Linked DNA regions of Homo sapiens: region 1 is linked to region 2. Evidence: chromatin contacts called from ENCODE Hi-C data. All regions are on one chromosome and are shown on one strand. Each heading gives the region's core, a stretch centred on a gene start or an enhancer-like site at or near the end of the contact. The rest is flanking DNA. Distances are from core to core; before and after follow the strand shown.

Region 1 (4,776 bases), core at 1,467-3,966, 260 kb after region 2:
ACAGCCAAAACAGCTGTATGATCGCCCTAAGATCATATACAGCTGGAACAGTTTAAGGTCAAGTCAAAAACCACATTTCCTAAACTTCCAACATTCCATCTTTTGCCCCTATATTTTTCTGCCTTTTAGGGATGAAAAGTAAAATATTTATCTTTTATGCTCCAATGTATCAACACTTTAAGTGAACTAAAGATCCAAAAGTGAGTCTGATCTGCTTGCTTTTTCCCACCTCTATTGCTGCCGACCTATCAAGCAAACATCATCTTTCCTCTCAAGTACCTGTAACAACTCCCTTCCTTCTTGCCCCATAAAAATCCATATTATACAGAGAAAACCAACTGACTTTTAAAATATAAATGAGATCATGCCATTTATTTTTGCTTAAAATGATCTGTGGATTCTCAACATACTGGAATAAAATCTAAATCACCAAGTCCTATAAAATTCATGTAATCTGAACCCCTCTCCCGTTTCATCTCCTATCACTCTGTATCCCCTCATTATTCTGCTTTTTTTTTTGTCTGATTGTTGAGCCTATTGCCAAGATTGAGCCTGCCTCTGAGTCTTTGTTCTTCTATTTTACTCTGTTTGAAATGTTCTACCCCCAGATTTCTGCAGAACTGGTTTCAAATTCCTACTCCTCAAAGAGATTTTCTTAAATAACTGAACCTAAACTGACCTTTCCTCTTTCTCCTTCTTTCCTACAGCCTATCCTCTAGTCATTCCTTATCACATTCTGTTTTATTTTTATGCCATTTTTCTTTGCTTTCAGAAGTTATCACACCTTAGAAGTCCACAGAAGAGTTTGTGTATCTTGATTACTATCTGTAACAGAAGCTATGCATTCTTCACTCCTATCTCTAAAGGCTGCTCTGGAAATCACCTGCAACTTCAGTTGTTGTTTCTCTTATATTCTAAAGAGCTTTCTATCTCAACATCTCTCAGCCTGAGGCCATTCTCTGAGTATTATTCCTAGCAGACAAGAAATGCCAGGAAGTTAAGGGCTCAAGGTATTAGGATGGTGCAAAATTAACTGTGGGTTTTGCTATTAACACAACCTTTAGTCCATAGATAAAATCAGGAAATTACTATGTACACGGCTCCTTCATTCCTCAGGTGGCCAATTATAAAGGTGTGTTCGACGTCTTTCACAGTCTCCAGCATGACTGAACCCTAGTTGCCCACAGTAGAAACCAGCTTATTCATGTGCACTTCATTGCCTTTCATTTCTCTATCTATTTTGTTGTTAAATAAAACAAAATCACACCCACTTCCCTGTCCCCAGTGCCTGACTGGACTCATCATACATACTATTGTCCTCTTCCCTCCTCTTTGTTTTCACCATTTTCCTTCCCCACTGGCTTGTCTTGTCTCCACTAATAATCTTCTTTCTATAACTTCCTTCTCTAAGCCATATGCTTTTATCTCTCACCAATGCCCTGGATCACTGTCTTGAAGGTGGTTATCTCCACACGGCCTTTTTGTCTCCAAGTTTCGATAACTAATACTGCCCTTCATCCCTTCAGGCCTAGAGAAGGTAACAGTTGCAGGGTACATACAGAATTATCCCTTTTGGTTTATCTATACACTATCCACAGCTTTTAATTTACTCTTTTATTATATTCTATTCAAATTAAACAACTTAAGTGTATTGTGCATTTTCCCTAGTACACTGATAGGTACCATTTGTACATTCAGGTTTTAGTGTATATTCAAAGAGCGATTTTCCTTTCTTTCTTCCTATGAGATTTTTCACTTATTTCTTGAAATTGGCTTAAAGAATACAGCATATCCAGGTTTTAGGAGAAAAGAGACTCAGCCCTAAAAACAATAATATTTTGCTATGCACTAAATTCACAAGAACAATTTTTCTTTATCTATTTCTGCTTCTTTTTTAATTCCTAGAGAAACAACTTTTTGTCTGATATCTCCTCTTTCTTCAGAAACCTTATTTTTGTTATAGCTCAAAGTAAAGCTCTCGGGCTTCTCTTTTGGAGGCAAACCTTCTCTTTGGAGTAGCATAAAGACATAGTACTCTTATTTACTTCTCTTCAGTTTTATTTTATTTTATTTTATTTTATGAGGAATTAAATGTATAGAGTGAAATATACACATATTCAAGGTATAAACCCAAGTGACACACATCTTAATCTGAACACAAAACATTTCTTTCACCTCATAAACTTCTCTCATACCGCTTTCCAGTCAGTATTGCTGCAACATAAGGCAACTGGTGATGTGGTTTCTATCACCATAAGTTAGTTCTGCCAGTTCTTGAACTTCATATAAATGAAACCATAGCGCATGTAATCTTTGGGTCTAGCTTCTTTCACTCAGTGTAGTTTTTGAAATTTGTCTGTTGCTGTGTGTCTTGATAGTTTGTTCTCTTTTGTTACTGAACAGTGTTGAGTAAAAGAGTCAAACTCTGTAAAATATTTGAAGAGATTTATTCTGAGTGAAATATGAGTGACCATGGCCTATGACACAGCCCTCCTCAGGAGACCCTGAGAAAATGTTCCCAAGGTGGTTGGGGTTTAGGTTGATTTTATATATTTTAGAGTGTTGAAACACACTAAATATGTCCTGAGAAGGACTCCATACTTCTATATTTGAATCTTTGTGGACAAACTGCAACCTAACTTAATAGGTAGACAAGGTTGAAAAACCTAACTTAGGAGTATGCACCTGTAACAATAGCTGAGTGTAGGCCAATCCCAGCAACCATACTTCAACCACTCTTACACTACTGAGTGTTCAAACTGTGCTCAACTAAGGCAAATGCTAAGCTGTAACCAATTCAGTTGTTTCTGTACCTCACCTCCAATTTCTGTACCTCATTTCCCTTTTTATGTCTATAAATCTTTCACCACGTGGCTGTGCTGAAATCTCTCTGAATCTGCTGTGATTCCAGGGACTGCCCTATCATGAATTGTTGATTGTTGAATTGAACTTCTTTAAATTTAATTCAGCTGAAGTTTTTCTTTTAACAGATGGTGTCAGAAGTAGGATCTGAAGAAGAGACTTAACAATCCCCAGGAGTGCTGAGTGAACAAGCAAGGTACCTGCAAGGACCTACTTTTGTCCCTTGATCTCTCAAAGTGGCTGGGGATCATGGGTAAGTTCTCTCAGATTTCAGAACTCCATGGATTTGTGTTTGGAATTCTCTGAGTTTCTCTGAACAAATTTGTGATCCAAACAGTTTGAAAGTTAGGACAGAAACTGAACTAGGTCCAGGATCAGATTTGATCTGGTAATTAACTGACTTGGATCCAGCTGGAGGCCTCTCTCTCTCTCTCTTTTTTTTTTTTTTTTTTGAGACGGAGTCTTTCTCTGTCACCCAGGCTGGAGTAGAGGGGCAAGATCTAGGCTTACTGCAACCTCTGCCTCCTGTGTTCAAGAAATTCCCCTGCCTCAGCCTCCCGAGGAGCTGGGATTACAGGTGCCCACCACCATACCCAGCTAATTTTTGTATTTTTAGTTGAGACACGGTTTCAACATATGGGCCAGGCTCATCTTGAACTCCTGACCTCAAGTGATCTACCCACCTAGGCCTCCCGAATTGCTGGGATTACAGACGTGAGCCACCATGCCTGTCCCAGTTAGAGGCCCCTTACCTTTGGCTGAGACAGAAAGAAAATGTTAGTAAATGGTAATATTGCAGTGGTTGTAAAATTTGGCTTTTAGAAATGCACAGGGATTCTTGAGTTCTACACCTTCATTTCATTTTTCTTGTGTAGTTAGGTAGAAAAAAAATTATTGGCTAAGTCAATCAAGGGAACCGAAGAGTAAAGCCAATATCTTAGGTAAAAATAGGATCCTTAATTTTTGAAAGTCTGAGTTTCTTCCACCTTTTTATTTTTTATTTTATTTATTTATTCATTATTATTATTTTGAGATGGAGTCTCTCTCTGTCACCCAGGCTGGAGTGCAGTCACGCAATCTCAGCTCACTGCAAGCTCTGCCTCCCAGGCTCAAGCGATTCTCCTTCCTCAGCCTCCCAAGTAGCTGGGATTACAGATGCGTGCCACCACACCCAGCTAATATTTTGGATTTTTAGTAAAGACAGGTTTTCACCGTGTTAGCCACGATGGTCTCAATCTCCTGACCTTGTGATCCGCCCGACTCAGCCTCCCACAATGCTGGGATTACAGGTGTGAGCCACTGCACCCGGCCTAAAGAAACAGAATTTTATTAATTTATCAGCTGAGTTAGCATTACAGTTGCTAACTCAGTAACTGAGTAAACATCACAATGGCTTACGAAGCATTTGCCATTGTTTGAGGTTGCAGTGAGGACAACATGAAATACCTGATGAAAAACCTTCACAAAACCTGGTCTCTTTCCAACAGCTTAGCTATGTGAGAATAGCTTTTATAACATGACAACTCTAAAAATAAAACCATTTTAAAGTTAAAGCTGTCCTTCCAGTTGCTGTTTCAAACTTTATCCCAAGAACTGAGGTGTCGTTCAGTAAAAGGCAACTACAGCCTTCTCAGGAGTAAGGCTAAGTACTTGTTTTATGTTTTCTGGTGATGAAGTTATTTCTTGTCTTTGAGTTTACAGTGACAGCTATAAAAGTGATTGTCAATAGTATTAGTATAATTTAATTTCTAATAGAATGTGTTTTCCATGTATGTTTTAGTCAGAGCTATGATTTTCTTAATAATACCAGAACTTGTTTTGTGCTCTGTGATGATGATATTAGTGATCTGTACTCTCAGCAGTATTTTACAGTACTTCAGACTATTAATACACTAATCTGTGTTTTTGGCTGGG
Region 2 (5,124 bases), core at 1,036-3,535:
TGGGCCCAATGGTTGCTGTTACTCCCACTCCAATAACCGAGGAAGCCCTACCAACCTGGTGAGGACTAAATTCACCTTTTTTCCCTTGCCCAAATGCCTATGTATGAGGCTTGGGGAATCCTGCCCGAGAAACCATAAAATCTCATCAGATGAGTTTTATTACTCTTATATAATGAGGCTCACTTTCCAACCTGACTCTGGTACAGCATCACATGACAGCAGATGCTGAAGGAAATTATTTTACCCCAAAATATACTTCTTTGACATGTTTTGAAGTGGCTGCCACAGGGGCAACAGATTGAAATGGATAGCCCCGCAAAGCTATCTTTAGTGGGAAAATTTGCATCTGCAGCGAATCTCCATTAATGTAGCCAGACCTCCTTTGTTCTAAGCCTTTCTTAGGTCTGGAAGAGACAGCCAGCCTGACGCGCGGTGGCTCACGCCTGTAATCCCAGCACTTTGGGAGGTAGAGGTGGGTGGATCACCTGAGGTCAGGAAGTCAAGACCAGCCTCAGCAACATGGTGAAACCCCATCTCTACTAAAAATACAAAAATTAGCCAGGCGTGGTGGCGGGCGCCTGTAGTCCCAGCTACTCAGGAGGCTGAGGCAGGAGAACTGCTCAAACCTGGGAGGTGGAGGTTGCAGTGAGCTGAGATCACGCCACTGCACTCTAGCCTGGGCGACAGAGCAAGACTCTCTCTAAAAACAAAAACAAAAACACAAAAACCCAAAAAACTGAAAACAGACATTTACCATCTATTCTGAGAGTTGCCAACTAAGAGGCTTCATCTACATAATAAGAACTTTGATCTACGCAATCCCCTTAACTCTGGCATGCTTCTGATTCCAGTCTTCAGGCAGTAGCTTAAGTCTCTCAACCAACTGTCCACTAAAGAATCCCTAAGTGCCCCCATGAGGTGTAAACCCTTTGGAGATATACCAGCTTTTTGGGAGGAACCCGTGTATATCTTTCTCTTATTGATTTATGATTTTCTTTTTGGAGGCAGGATCTCGCTGTGTTACCCAGGCTAGCGTGCAGTGCAGCCAACATAGCTGGTTACAGCCTCCACCTCCTGGACTCAACTGACTGGGCCTCCCAAGTAGCTGAGGCCACAGGCATGGGACACCACGCCCCGCTAATTTTTTTATTTTTCTAATTTCATGTAGAGACAGGGTCTTGCTGTGCTGCCCAGGCTGCTCTGGAACTCCTGGCCTCCCAAAGTGCTGGGACTACAGGCATGAGCCACACTGCTCAGCCTGATTTATGACTTTACCTGAAATTCCTGTCTCCCTGAATTGTATAAAATTAACCTGCAAGCCTGACCATCTCGGGCACTTTCACAGGACCTCTTGAGGCTGAATAACCTGGGCCACAGTCACTCATACTGACTAGGAATAAACCTTTTTAAATATATTTTGGCAGAACCCGGATTTTGCCGTCATTAGCAAGGCCCCAGGGAAGAGGCCACCTGGGTCCCCACAGCCACCTCACCTCCCGCGGACGCTGCCCCACGCAGATCCCCCCCCCCCCCCACCAAAACACGTCTAGACGTGCCCGTGCGAGGACATTTGGTCCCGGCCTACACTCCTATCCGCGGAAGATCGTCCCAAGGCGGGGTGCTCCCAACCCAAAGCAGCGGCCCTTCCCCAAAACACGCGGGCGAAGTCCTCCCCTGTCCCGCCTCCCACAATAAAGTCTGGAGCATCAGAGTCGGAGGGAACCCGAGTCGGACCTAGCCCATCCGTCTCATGGCTGTAACCCCCACCCCACCAGTGGACCCTGGCTGTGGCCGAGTCCCCCTCCACCTCCGGCCAAAAGACCCCCGTGGCAGCTCGCTAGGCCGCTGGCCCGTCCCCACCCGAGGAGCGGCGACCCTGGCACAAGAGGACCTGGGTTGCTCGGCGCCCCTGTGAAATCCGGGCTGTTCACCGCCCGAGCCGCCACTACACGCAACCGGGAACGGAGACTGAGTGGCGGCCCAGACCCGGGGCGCTCGGCAAGCCGCAGCCCCACCGCCCACTTCAAGGCGCGGCCTGGGTCTCCGCCCCTCCCCAGAACGCGGAGACGCCGGGCCTGGAGGAGCGCGCGCTACGGCCCCAGCAGCGCCCTCACGTCCCAGGCCTTCCCGGCCCTTCTTCCTGCGCCGGAAGGGCGCGCTGCAGAGAGGGACCCGCAGGAGCGCAGCTCACCGGGGCGGCTGAGGGCGAACCGAGGCGGTGAGGTCACCGATGGTGGACCACGCATCTCACGGCTCGCTGACGCCCAGGGATCTGGAACGCTCTGCGCCGCCCGGGACTACACTACCCAGAATCCTCAGCGCGGCCGGGACTACGCTACCCAGCATCCTCGGCGCGGCCCGGAGGCTATGCGACCCTGCGCGTCGCATCCCCTCGGTGGACTACACTCCCCAGAGTCCTCGGGAGTCGTCCAGGTACACGCCCCAGAATATTGGTCATAGCGGTCCACCCGGGACTGCGCGACCCGGAATCCTTGGAAGGACTTCTCGGAAGGACTCCTCTCTGACAGGTGGGGCGAGCCTATGGTCGTTTGGACGTGGAGGGATCCTTTCAGAACCGGCGATTTCTTTTATTTAGGTAGCCCTATACATACATTAAGCATATTTTCCCATTTCTATGATATAGGTAAATAATTTTCCCACTGTCTTTTGATTATGGGTATGTCTTTTTTTTTTCTTTTGTTTCTTTTTTTTGCTATGTAGTACTTTTGATCTCTGATTTTCCTACGGATTTTGTGGTTTTATCATTCACATTTAGATCTCTCAATGGTTTAATTTTTCTCCAGGTACACACTGTAAATATACAATTATTTTTAAAATTTTCTAATATTTTATTAATTTCCCATTAAATTTATTAAAAATATAGTCTTTTACCAAATAATTTAAGGTTTCAGCTACATAATTCAGTATACTCAATTTACATTTGCATTTCAATTTCTAATTGTTCCCCCATTTATCTAATTATGCATCAATGCCAGAATTCTTTCATTATGTAGGGTGTATAATATGCTGATATCTTTTGTGGCTTGCCAAACCACGTAGACTTTATATTTCAGGCCTTTACTAGGTATACTTGCTGTTTGCTTTTTCTCTTTTGGTTTTTAAATTTTTAATTATTCTGGATAAATATTAGTTGTACATATTTATAGGGTACATGTTATGTTTTGATACAGGCATACAGTGTTTAATGGTCAAATGAGGGTGATTGGGGTATCCATCCCCTCAAGCATTTAGCATTTCTTTGTTTTAGGAAGTTTCCAATTCTCTCTTATTTTTAAATATATAGTAAAATTGTTCTTAACTATAGTCACTGTATAGTGCTACCAACTACTAGATCTTATTCATTCTAACTGTATTTTTGTATCGATTAACAAGTCCCTCTTTATCTCCTCTACCCACCATCCTTCCCAGCCTCTGTTAACTATCTCATTCTACTCTCCATCTCCATGAGTTCACGTTTTTAGCCCCACAAATGAGTGAGCACATGTGATATTTGTCATGCTGTGCCTCATTTCGCTTAACATAATGTCCTCCATTTTCATACATGCTATTGAAAATGACAGAATTTCATTCTTTTAATGACTGGCTAATATCCCATTGTGTTAATGTACCACACTTTCCTTATCCATTCATCTGTTGATAGACACTTTGATTCTATATCTTTACTATTTTGGATAGTGCTGTAGTAAACATGAGAGTGCAGATATATCCTTGAAATACTGATTTCCTTTCTTTTGGATATATACTCAGCAGTGGGATTGCGGGATCATGTATATATTTATTAATTCTTTTGAGGAACCTCCATACTGCTCTCCATAGTGGTTGTACTAATTTACATTCCTAACAACAGTGTATGAGGGTGTATCCACACCCTCACCAGTATTCACTATTGCCTGTCTCTTGAATAAAAGCTATCTTGACTGGGGTGACATTATATCTCATTGCGGTTTTGATTTACATTTCTCTGATGATTAGTGGCATTGAGCATTTTTTTTCATACACTTGTTGGCCGTTCATATATCTTATTTTGAGAGATGCCTATTCAGATCTTTTCTCCATTTAAAATATCAGATTGTCTTTTTCCTATTGAGTTGTTTTAGCTCCTTATATATATTCTGGCAATTACTTTCTTTTCAGATGGATAGTTTGCAAATTTTTTCTCCCATTCTGTGGATTGTCACTTCACTTTGTTGATTGTTTCCTTTGCTTGCAGAAGATTTTTATGTGATGTGGTCTCATTTGTCCACTTTTGCTTTAGGTGCTTGTGCTTTTGCAGTCTTACTCAAGAAATCTTTGTCCACACCAATGTCCTGGAGTGTTTCCCCAATGTTTTTTTCTAGTAGTTTTATAGTTTCAGGTCTTAGATTTACCTTTAATCCATTTTGATTTGATTTTTATATGTGGTGAGGGGATTGCTTTAGATTTCATTCTTCTGCAAATGGATATCCAGTTTTTGCAGTGCCATTTATTGAAATGACTGTCTTTCCCCAATGTAAGTTCTTTGCACCTTTGTGGGATATAAGTTGAACTATAAATGTGTGGATTTATTTCTGGGCTCTCCACTCTGTTCCATTGGTCTGTGTGCCTGTTTTTATGCCAGCATTTTGCTGTGTGGATTACTATAGTTTGCATAATTTGAAGTCAGGTAATGTGATTCCTCCAGCTTTATTACTTTTGTTCAGGATGGCTTTGGCTATTTTGGATCTTTCATGGTCCCATATAAATTTTAGGATTAATTTATCTATTTCTGTGAAGAATGTCATTGATATTTTGATTGGGATTGCATTGAATCTGTAGACAAGGTGGAATGGACATTTTAATAAGATTAATTCTTCTAGTCCAAAAACACGGACTATCTTTCCATTTTTTGTATCCTTTTCAATTTCTCTCATCAATGTTTTATAGTTTTTGTTGTAGAGATCGTTCACATCTTTGGTTGATTTTATTCCTAGCTATTTTATTTTATTTGTAACTTTTATAAACAGGTTACTTTCTTGATTTCTTTTTCAGATTGTTTGTTGTTGGCATATAGAAATGCCACCCATTTTTGTATGTTGATTTTGTATCCTGAAACTTTACTGAATTTCTTAATCAATTCTAATGTTT

The links. Hi-C counts contacts between places; a loop is a spot of excess contacts on that map. Pooled maps may share reads with other maps.
Region 1: a loop to region 2 is called in a map of PC-9, with 7 times the contacts of the local background. The contact joins the promoter of LINC01733 here to the promoter of ZNF337 in region 2. A Hi-C loop is called at or near these places in 2 of 168 maps with a recorded cell type or tissue (Caco-2 and PC-9) and 2 of 50 pooled maps.

What each region holds. Positions count from the first base shown.
Region 1 is chr20:25,953,096-25,957,871 of GRCh38, forward strand. It overlaps LINC01733 (long intergenic non-protein coding RNA 1733), which reads left to right and starts at 2,717. Exons shown (of 4, transcript NR_110003.1): 1 at 2,717-2,774; 2 at 2,991-3,115.
Region 2 is chr20:25,694,568-25,699,691 of GRCh38, forward strand. ZNF337 (zinc finger protein 337) reads right to left here and starts at 2,286. Exons shown (of 5, transcript NM_015655.4): 1 at 2,192-2,286. It overlaps LOC107985400 (a long non-coding RNA gene), which reads left to right and starts at 2,474. Exons shown (of 2, transcript XR_007067557.1): 1 at 2,474-2,596. RefSeq lists an enhancer at 1,690-1,799.